Linked DNA regions of Homo sapiens: region 2 is linked to region 1. A link is an interaction called in ENCODE POLR2A ChIA-PET data of the cell type or tissue named here. Cell type or tissue: Caco-2. All regions are shown on one strand. Each heading gives the region's core, and the rest is flanking DNA. Links, peaks and the distances in the headings are about the cores only. Region 1 overlaps NGEF (neuronal guanine nucleotide exchange factor). Region 2 overlaps GIGYF2 (GRB10 interacting GYF protein 2).

Region 1 (5,377 bases), core at 232-5,231:
GCTTTCACCTGTAAATTACGATTTTGACATTGCTCTATAAACTCCACATGGTTTCCTCTTAGCGGTCCCCACCATGCCCACGTTTTCTGACTGGCTTTTGTCCTGTAAGTAGGCTGGGTGCATCTGGGCACCAACCACCTGTCCTCCCGGCTGCTGGGTGCCACGGCAGCACAGATGTCTCCCCTGACAGCAGCCCAGGCCTCTCCTGTGGTCACCTGCCCGCCTCTGCCTGGCAGCCAAGCCAGAGACCTTCGAGACCCACAGCCACCTTCCTGCTTTTTCCATCCTGTATGTGGCCACCATGCCTGTCATTAACTGTCCCCCTACTTCCAAATCCCTGCTGAACAGCACGGTTTAGACGCCATCTTTTCTCACAGGCATAAAAGCTGCATCTGACCAGGTGGCATTGGTGGCCTCAGATGGAGGGCAGTATGGGTTCCTTAGCCTGGCACGTGCTCTCCCACGCCAGCCTCCACTCGGTGTGTCCCCAGCATGCTGCCTGATGTGGAGACTTGCCGTTCTCTCTGGAATGGTCCCTGACCCGCCACCCCTTTCTCTGAGCCCTTCCCTGAGTGCCCACCCCAGCTGTCCCCATTCCACCATTTCCTAATCACTGCATTTCCATTGCTTTTAATCTTACTGTTGGTTTTCATCTTATAGAAGCTAAGGTTTTAATATATTCATATATGCACTTTCCCTATAAAATGTCCTAAAATATTTTTCACTGCATAATTAGGAAATGTTACTGTCTTCTGTTTCACTTTTTCCAAGTTAAAAAAATATTTCCCACGGAACTGCGTTCATCACAGGTGTCTTCCGGTTTGGGGTCGCCATCCCGGCTTTGCCCTCACGTTCGTATCTCCATTAGCCCTGGGCCAGGGGCTTCTCCTGACAACTGCTTCCTTGGCCTCATGCTCCCAAACCCTTTCCTCCTGGGTCAGGCCTCCTCTCTGTAATTCTGCTCTTTCTGGAGTAGCTGCCCCTAGGTCTTTGGCCTCTCACCTGTCTGACCTCTGACCTCTGCTACCTGTGGCTCCCAGGTCCCCCTCAGCTCATGCTCCTCAGGGCCACAGCTGCACTCTATACCGTCCACTTCACCAGCCCAGCTGCCAATGGCTCCCTCTGCCCAGGGCATCAGTAGACAGGGCCCCAGCATCTGTCAGGCAGAGGGGGTCTCTGTCCTGCCTCACTGGGCCTGTCAGGTGGAGGGGGTCTCGGTCCTGCCTCACTGGGTTGTCAGGCAAAGGGGGTCTCTGTCCTGTCTCACTGGGGTTGTCAGGCGGAGGGAGTCTCAGTCCTGATTCTGGGTCTGTCAGGTGGAGGGGGTCTCTGTCCTGCCTCACTGGGCCTGTCAGGTGGAGGGGGTCTCTGTCCTGCCTCACTGGGCCTGTCAGGTGGAGGGGGTCTTGGGCCTGCCTCTGGGCCTGGCTGGAGCCTCCCTTTTCTGGAAGCCCCATCCCCCTGAGTCTCCCATGCCTCCAGCTCTGTGGGTTTCCACCTCCCTCACCGCTGCTCCTTCCCAGGCCTGGCTGCGTCCCTGAGTTTGGTCTCAGGCACCTTTCTCTCCTTCCTTGGCGGCCTCTTCGGTTAATTACCACCTTGATGCCAGCGAGTCCTGCCCAACTTCTCCCTTTAACTCTGACCTCTGACACTGAACTGTCCAAAGTCATCTCAAACTCAGTTCATCCTGCCCTGAATCCTGAGCCCTCCCCGCCCCAAGACGTCCCCATCTCAGCAACGGCTGCACACCCCCAAACTGCTCAAGGTAAAAGCCGAGGAATCACTCTCAGTCCTTCTCTCAGCAAGTCACTGATTTCAATTCCCTGACATCCCTGCCGGGCCCCCACTCCCCGACCCAGCCCCACAGGCCAGTGTAACCCCTTCCCCGTTTCCGTCACCCTCTGGAGCAGCCAGGGCCAGCTCCTAAAAGTGGGTCCGATCAGGTGACTCCCATCACACTGAGGACAGGACCCAATGTCTTCCCTGGAACTGCCTCTGTCCCCATCTCCACACCCACTCCCGTCCCCGTCATGTTCCCGAGATCGCTGCTGGCCTTTCTGTCCATGAACCTTGCAGTCTTGGGGCCTTTGCACAAGCGGTTCCCTCTGCGTGGAATGTTCTTTCCTCTACCTGCCCCCACCAGCTCCTCCCTGTCAGCCAGGTCTCAGCTTACACGTCACGTGTCTTTCCTGACCCGCCCCCATCGCTGCAACTGGCAGTGGCCAGCCAGCCACCCCTGTCGTGTCGGCCCATTTGGCTGTCCCCAGGGCCATGCCCACTTCCTGGCTGTGCATGGTTCGGTCTCTCCCCTCTGCGATGGGCTCCCTGGGAGCAGGCGCTGCATCCTCACTGCCCAGGAACGTGCTTGGCACACATGGGAGGAGCTTAGTATCTGTTGAACCAGTAGACCTCCTAGAAAGCTGACAGGGCCCGGGAATGACCACAGCAAAGCCTGGGAAGCCCCGTCTGTGGGTCAGGTGGAGGAGGCTGTACCTGGACCAACAGCTTGAGGCGTGTGATCCTCTGGAAAGGCAGGATGAGGAAGGAGGAGAAGGGCAGCCCCCTGCACTTGGGGTCGAGCTCTAGCTGCGCGATCAGCTCCCGGAAAGCTGCCTTCTCCTGGCTGGGGACACAGACAGGTGGAGTAGGTCTCTGAGCTGCAGGAGGCATGAACTGGAGACTCCTCCTCCCCATCCACAGCCTCCCAGGATCCAGACGACCCACGGGCTCAGAAAACATGTTGATTTCTTTCTTTGTTTTTTTTCAAAAGGAAAATAGACTGTTCACGTAAAAGTCAAATAACAATAGTGGCTTCACATGCCTGGCCTTGAAGACTTGGCACAATATGCTGCTGTGTGTGGGAGGATAAGGATTCCTTGTGTGGCCAAGTCTGTGAATCAGATGCACAATTAGATGATTTCACCCAGCGGGAAACTGTGGCAAGGTAAACCCACGTAGTGACAGGAACGGGCAGCAGGCTAGAGACACCACCAGGACAGCCTGCACTATTTCTGACAGGTGGGCTCAGCGGTGGGCTGGGCCACAGCGCTGATGAGGGCTGGGAGAGCTGGAGGTGAGCTCGGCCCCATGCATGTCAGCAGGGATGGCAGGGACGGCAGGGACAGCAGGGACAGCAGGGACGGCAGGGACAGGTGCTCAGCCTGTCACTCAGCCTCTGTGCTCACACGGCCTGGCGGGGGCCACAGCGGCAGGCTCTTGGGTGCTGTGAATGATTCCTAATCTGCCACATGCTTGCCTTCTCAATGTTTATCCTCAAAAATTGCATCCTCATTCCCTCCAATTCCAATTTTCCTTCACCAACTGTTAAAACATCCAAATGCCCAAAGACTCAGGCTTGAAACGTGCACCATGAACTCCATGTCTTGGTGGAAAAGCCAGTGAGGCGCAATGTGCAGACGCCACAACTGGAAAACTCCCTGGGTGCTTCTGTGCGGAGCCAAGACGGCCTCCCTGGCTAACCCCAGGCACTGAAGTGCGAACCTCAGTGCGCAGAATTCAGAAGAGGCACGCTGGCTGGAAAATTACCTTGTCAACTAAACCTCAGAGAAAGTTTACAAAATGGGCAGATTAGCAATCAATGCCCCGGCGCTGCTGGAGGAGCCCCACCGAGGCTCCTTCCCATCCTGTCCCTGCCCTTGTCGCTAGTTCAAGCCCCGTCTCTGATGTCCTGGGCTTTGAATTGTCCACATGACCTCACTTGACCTCAAGCTCTCTTTTCTAACTGCACAGTGCTCTGCTCAGCCATTGGATCCAGGTCCAGTGGATGCTACGCTGATTCTCTTGGGGTCTGGCTGGGCTAATGTTTCTCTAGTGACACCAATACACCCTAGAACGTGCTGGGTTGGGACACTGTCACCAGTATCCCTGGCCAACTCCGGTGGCTCATGTGGACCTTGGGAACGCAGAGGTAAAGGACCATGAAGTGTCACCGTGTAAGGAGCCTGGGCCAGCACTGGTATGGCTGCCCCGGGCACCTCCCCCTGCCCCTGAGCCCCTTGCCGGATACACTCACAGCAGCTGCTTATAGGTCCGCTCCTGGTAGGTCTGATTGCTGACGTAGGTGATGTAGACAGAGAAGTGGTCGGCCGCATAACGGTACACAATGTCACACACGTCAGAGATGACGATGTTCTCCTCCATCCGGTGCTCCAGCTCCAGGAGGAACCTACGAGAGGCAGCGGCTTGAGGCGGAGGGTGCCCGGGGGGTAGGGTGGGGAATTGTCTCACCAAGGGCAGCATGCGAGCCTGACTTGGACATTGGACATAGCAGTGTGCACGGTGAGCGTACAGGCCGACAAGATCCATCGGCAGGGGCACCGAGCACTGGTGGTGTATTTGGTCATCTTGAAGAATGACTGTGTTTTCACGGGGCTGATGGTGCTGGGAGCACCAAGAGACCTTATCTTTCAGGTATGTGCTGATGTGTTTGAGGATAAAATAGATGACCATGGGGATCTGCTTCAGAAGGGTCCCCTGGGGGGTAGGGACTGGCCCCTGGGCTGACCACTGCTGACGCTGGTGAGCAGCGCACATGGACATCTACCTCTGCATGTTTGGAATTTTCCACAGTAAAATACAAATACATAAGACAGAAGTGCCGTGGCAGGGCCAGGCGCAGTGGCTCACGCCTGTAATCCCAGCACTTTGGGAGGCCGAGGCGGGCGGATCACCTGAGGTCAGGAGTTCGAGACCAGCCTGGCCAACATGGTGAAACCCTGTCTCTACTAAAAATACAAAAAATTAGCCGAGTGTGGTGGTGGACGCCTGTAATCCCAGCTACTCGGGAGGTTGAGGCAGGAGAATCGCTCGAACCCAGGAGGCGGAGGTTGCCATGAGTTGAGATCGCACCATTGCACTACAGCCTGGGCAAAAAGAGTGAAACTCTGTCTCAAAAAAAATAAAAAAGAAGTGCCGCAGCAGAAGCCCAGGGGTCTCACAGGCCACTCTGGCCCCAGTCAGCCATCACCTCCCAAACCCACCAGAAGGCGCTGCCACGAAGGGGTGAGGGGGCTGCAAACAGAAGTGAGAGTGTCAGTGTGGAGGAGAGACCCACTTGGAGGCCCACAGAGAGTGAGCAGCTCCCAGGGTGCCACATGTGATGCTGAGCGGATCCCCACTGCTCAGAGCGGGGCTGCGCCGGGCCCCACCTTGGTTTCCCATCTGATCACCAGGCACTGTCCCAGCTGAGCCCCATGTGGCTTCTGGCTGCAAAACTCCATGGCCTGCCCTGGGGATGGTAAGTGCTCTTTCATCCTGGCCACATGATTTGGTTCCTTTCCTTTTCAAAGGATTCAATGGGCAGATGTCTGTCTACTCTTCCTCCGCTGCAGCTCGGCCCAGGCTTCACACAGTCCCT
Region 2 (5,377 bases), core at 266-5,265, 78 kb before region 1:
ATTTTTATATTTATAAGCAAAGTGTTACTGAAACAGACACACCTGTTGGTTTGTAGGATGTATATTGCTGCTTTTGCCTTATGATGGCAGAATTGAGTAGTTGCAACAGAGAGTATATGAGCTGCATAGATGAAACTATTTACTCTCTGGCCCATTACAAAAGTTTAACCCTGATCTAGTGAAGAAAAATTACCTAAATTTTTCCAAGTTGAAGACGATCAATGTATGAATTTTTATAGAAGTGTTACATTTTTTACAAAGGGTACGTCATATGGTTAAAGCTACTAATTTGAATCTGTTTCATTTTTCATTTGATTTCTGATAAAAGGTTATCTTTGGAGTTTACCAATTTTTGACATTCGTGATTTTAAAAATATTTTCTCTGAATAGACCACTTTGCACTGAATTGTGAATTTTTTTGCTATCCTCTTTCACTCGGAAACACGCCATCTATGAGTTCAGTTCTTTCTAGAATGAAGCATAGAATTTTCTATGTGTCTATTATCATAATGAAGAATTATAAAATATATTTGATAGCTATTTCTAATAATGTCTCCTGGGGGGCTTTGAATTGAACTTTGTCTTTCAGCATCTCAGCCATGTGAACTAAGTGTGGATTGACAGGTTATACTTTTTTTTTTACTTTTTGAAGACAACAATATGCACAGGTTTTGGCCCAACAGCAGAAAGCAGCACTGTCTTCCCAGCAGCAGCAGCAGTTGGCACTTCTTCTTCAACAGTTTCAGACCTTGAAGATGAGGTTGGTGGTCATTCCATTATGTGTCATATGGGGTGCATGTGTTGTGAAAGAAAGAGAAGAAAGGAGAAATTCTGGTATAGTGTGTGATTTCTGGCACTGGAACACTCCCAACACATACCTGCATGTTGTATGTAAAAAAGTATATTTTAAAAAAATATTTCAGGTGGAGATAAGCGTTTATTTGGTCTTTTACTCATAGATATAAATTTTGATTAATCAAAAGACCAAAGAATAATGGGAACTCTTGAGAAACAGTGTCATCTTGTGGAACCTGCGACAGAAAAACTGTAGCCTAGGATTTTAATTTCACTTTTACTCATAGTATCTCAAAGTATTAGCCACACCACAAAAGGTTGTAATTTTCTAGAACTCAGAAGCCATTAAGGTAGGTCTAAGGAAAAGGAAATTATGCTAGAAGTCTAGAAGAAATTTCTGCTGTTTCAGATTATCGTTCAGAGTAATATTTCTCCTGAACAAGTATCAGTCACTGCTCTTAAAAATCTTATTGTCTCATTAAGCCAAAACTGTTTATATTTCTTTTGAGCCTTAACCCATCCCATGAGGTAGGCAGTTTAGGTGGTAGGAGCTCCATTTTATGGATGGGCAAACTGGGACTCTGAGAGGCTGTAGGACTTGATTAATGTAACACACAGGAAACTCAGAACTAAAATGCAGACCTTTTTTCATTATAATATGCTGTCTCTGTGACTTCTATTGAGATGATCTGGGTTTTTTAAGATACGGATATACAGTATCTTTAAGATATACATATCTTTTAAGATATAGATATACAGTGGGTATATCCATCATTTAGAAGTCAATATGTATTACCATAGAGGATTCCAGAAGTGTGATCATTGTGCCCTTCTCTTTGTTCCACCCCAAACTGCTTTGGTAGTGTTAAGTTTTAGTAAAAGAGTGAAGGCGTTTTCTAGCCAAATAACCTGGAGAACCTGCTAATCTAGAAATTCCTCTTCATCTTTTTTTTTTTTTCCTGCAAATGACAAGAACAAGTTAATTTTTTATTTCCCTTTTGCAGAATATCTGATCAGAACATCATTCCCTCAGTAACTAGGTCTGTGTCCGTGCCAGATACTGGCTCTATCTGGGAGCTTCAGCCAACAGCTTCACAGCCTACAGGTAAAAACTTAGATTAACCTTTAGTACCACTCTGAGGATTCAGAGTCTAATAATAATTTTACAATTCAGTTCTTAAAAAATATATTAGGTTTCTGAATCCATTTTGTATTTGATATTAACAAAAGGTCCATTTTTTACTAGATCCAAGCAATATTGAAGGTGTTACTGAAAATATACTTTTAAGGATTTGTTTGAATTTATTTAGTGGATTTTTTTTTGAGTCAGCATCTCTTTTATGTTGTTCTGATCAGTGTGGAAAAATCATTTAAATTATTTTCGATCTCTTTAGCCAGATCGGGAAAAAAAGCATACATAAAAACATAGTAATGGTGACCTATTCTTTTGAGTTAGGAATTAATACAAGCTAGGCATGGTGGTGTGTGCCTGTAGTGCTAGCTATTCAGGAGGCTGAGATGGGAGGATTACTTGAGCCCAGGAGTTCCAGGCTGCAGTGAGCTATGATCATGCCAAGGCATTTCAGCCTGGGCAACAGAGCAAAACTCTAAGAAAGAAAAAAAAAAAAAGTAATTGGTGTTAACAAACACTGTAGGTACCCAGAAATTTTGGGAAAAGAAAAACCTGCTATGAATTGAGCACCTTTTCTCATTTTTATATTTTTACATCAAATTAGAAAATTTGGGGTTGAGATTATTTTAAGTCTTGGTATGGGTGAAGCACCGCTGTTTCTTTGCTTTCTTTTTTTTTTTTTTTTTTTTGAGACAGACTCTTGCACTGTTGCCCGGGCTAGAGTGCAGTGGTGCGTTCTCAGCTCATCGCAACCTCTGCTTCCCAGGTTCAAGCGATTCTTCTGCCTCAGCCTCCTAAGTAGCTGGGATTAATTACGCTATCACACCTGACTGGGTGTACGCTATCACACCTGACTAATTTTTGTATTTTTAGTAGAGACAGGATTTCACCATTGTGGCCAGTCTGGTCTCAAAGTGACCTCAAGTGATCCGCCCACCTTGGCCTCCCAAAGTGCTGGGATTACAGGTGTGAGCCACTGCGCCCAGCCGAGCACCTCTGTTTCTTATGGTCTAAATACTTGCAGAGATGGATAGTTTGGTCCATGGGTAGTCCTTTCAAGAGATTATAGTTGGTGTTGAAGATCCTCAAGAACTATAGGCCTTGGTGGAGTTTTTCTAGAGCTGTTGAGCCATTCAGGTCATGGTTCTGTTGTTAACACTGACCCCGCAGATTATTGCAGAAGGATGATTGTCTTCCCTCATCGACTTTCCATGCTGTTTGTACCTTATTTTTTCTTGATAGCCGTTTATAGTTAGGATGTTAAGAATACAGGTTGAGTACCCATCCCTAATCCAAAAGTCCACAATCCAAAATGGTTCAAAATCTAAAACTTTTTGAGCATTGACATGATTTCACAAGTGGATTTTTTTTTTTTTTTTTTTTTTTTGAGACAGAGTCTTGCCGTGTTGCTGAGGCTGGTGTGTAGTGGCACAATCTCGGGTCACTGCAACCTCTGCCTCCTGGGTTCAAGAGATTCCCCTGCCTCAGCCTCCCGAGTAGCTGGGATTACAGGCACCCACCACCACGCTTGGCTAATTTTTGTATTTTTGGTAGAGACGGTTTCACCACGTTGGCCAGGCTGATTTCAAACTCCTGGCCTCAAGTGATCCGCCTGCCTCTGCCTCCCAAACTGCTAGGATTACAGGCATGAGACATGGTGCCCAACCCATGATTGGACAATTTTACACGTAAATACTTAACACAAACATTTTTTTCATGCCTCAAATTATTTAAAAATGTTGCATTAAACTACCTTCAGGCTGGCTGGGTGTGGTGGCTCACGCCTGTAATCCCAGCACTTTGGGAGGCCGAGGTGGGTGGATCACGAAGTCAGAAGTTCGAGACCAGCCTGGCCAAGATGGTGAAACCCCATCTCTACTAAAAATAAAAAAAAATTAGCCAGGTGTGGTGTCGGGCACCTGTAATCCCAGCTACTCCGGAGGCTGAGGCAGGAGAATCGCTTGAACCCTGGAGGCGGAGGTTGCAGTGAGCCGAGATCACGCCACTGCACTCCAGCCTGGGTGACAGAGTGAGACTCCACCTCAAACCCCCCCCCCCCAAAAAAAAAGTACCTTCAGGCTATGTCTATAAAGTGTATATGAAAGATTAATAAATTTTATGTTGGATCTTATCCCAGAGATAGCTCATTATGTATATGCAAATATTTCAAAATCTGAAAAAATCCAAAATTTGAAATGCTTCTGGTCCCAAGCATTTTGGATAATGGATCCACAACCTGTATTCTGTAGTGTTTTGGAAACTTTTAAGTACTGTATTAAACAATTTATCTCTTTGGGTTTATATGCAGTCAAGTTCCTTTAAAAATAGTCCATTGGTTTTATACAGACAATATTTGATGGTGTATAAATAGACTATGATAGGAATGTAGAAATTAGAGAATGCTGAAAAGTGGTGCTAGAAAACTTCGCTGGCAATAGGAAAATGAACTCAGAAACCATTATCTGTTTGTTTACTTCCAAATGTGATCTTGCAGTGCCCTTCAGGTTAGCAGGACCAGGTCTCACTTGTAAGACCTGCCTGGCCTTTCCAGAGGTCTCCACAGCTCCAGCTGTAATGCTTACTTGCACTCCCTCTTTATTGAGATGAAATTCATTTAACACAAAATTAACCATTTTAAAGTGAATACTTCAGTGGCATTCACAATGTTGTGCAACCACCTACTTCTCTCTAGTTGGTGTGCAGTGAGAGGCTGTAAGGTTGCTGGAAATCTATGTGCTTTGGAGTGTAATACACTGGGATTTAAATCCTGGCATGACCACATGCTTGCCATGTGCCCTTGGGAGTGTTAGAAACTACTTCTGACCCTTAGTTTGTTCATCTGTAAAAATGGGGGTATGAATAGAAACATTATAGGGCTTTGTAAGGATGAAGTTAATTCCCTGATAAATGCCTGGTACTTCCCTTCATTCTAGATGTGTTGAAGGATATTCACAGAAACTAGAGTCCATTGGCAGTTCAGTCTTCTCAGAGGCAAAACAGATGTGTTTGGTGGAGCTCATTTAGGCACAGGGAAGCAGCTTTTTTCATGATTCCTACGGATATGTCACCATGTGTGTAAGCTCTGTCATTCCTCGTTGTTTCTTTTGTTGTCTTACAGTTTGGGAAGGTGGTAGTGTATGGGATCTTCCTCTGGACACCACGACACCAGGCCCTGCCCTGGAACAGCTTCAGCAGCTAGAGAAGGCCAAAGCTGCAAAGGTCTGAAACTCATTCTTCTGCAACAGTGCATTGTCATCTGGCTGCAGGACATAAACATTGCTGTTTATTCATCTCTCTAGCTAGCTATGCTTTTTACTTTCAGTTTACTGCTGCTTAGCTGGTATAAGTACATTCATATTGTATCTTTACTGTGCTCTCTTCTCCCAAAAAAAAAAAACTCAAAACAGAATTTAAATTACTATGTTTGGTTTGGTTAGTTGGCACATTGTT

What was found. ChIA-PET counts read pairs that join two places held together with the same protein. Peaks named below come from ENCODE experiments on the same cell type or tissue, not always from the same donor. Only the 100,000 strongest peaks of a DNase experiment are listed, where the experiment ranks them.
Region 2: POLR2A ChIA-PET joins it to region 1 with 5 read pairs; 2 of 35 experiments call an interaction of 5 or more read pairs at or near these places.

The regions. Positions count from the first base shown.
Region 1 is chr2:232,888,865-232,894,241 of GRCh38, forward strand. It overlaps NGEF (neuronal guanine nucleotide exchange factor), which reads right to left. Exons shown (of 15, transcript NM_019850.3): 7 at 4,034-4,186; 8 at 2,494-2,623. Among named protein-coding and RNA genes, the nearest start is that of SNORC, 21 kb to the left of the region's middle. RefSeq lists enhancers at 2,410-3,019, 3,020-3,628. In Caco-2, for the core only: no CTCF peak of the experiment used is centred there; a DNase peak (open chromatin) is centred at 2,132.
Region 2 is chr2:232,810,592-232,815,968 of GRCh38, forward strand. GIGYF2 (GRB10 interacting GYF protein 2) reads left to right here. Exons shown (of 29, transcript NM_001103146.3): 17 at 653-760; 18 at 1,800-1,900; 19 at 5,046-5,146. Among named protein-coding and RNA genes, the nearest start is that of KCNJ13, 37 kb to the left of the region's middle. In Caco-2, for the core only: no CTCF peak of the experiment used is centred there; no DNase peak of the experiment used is centred there.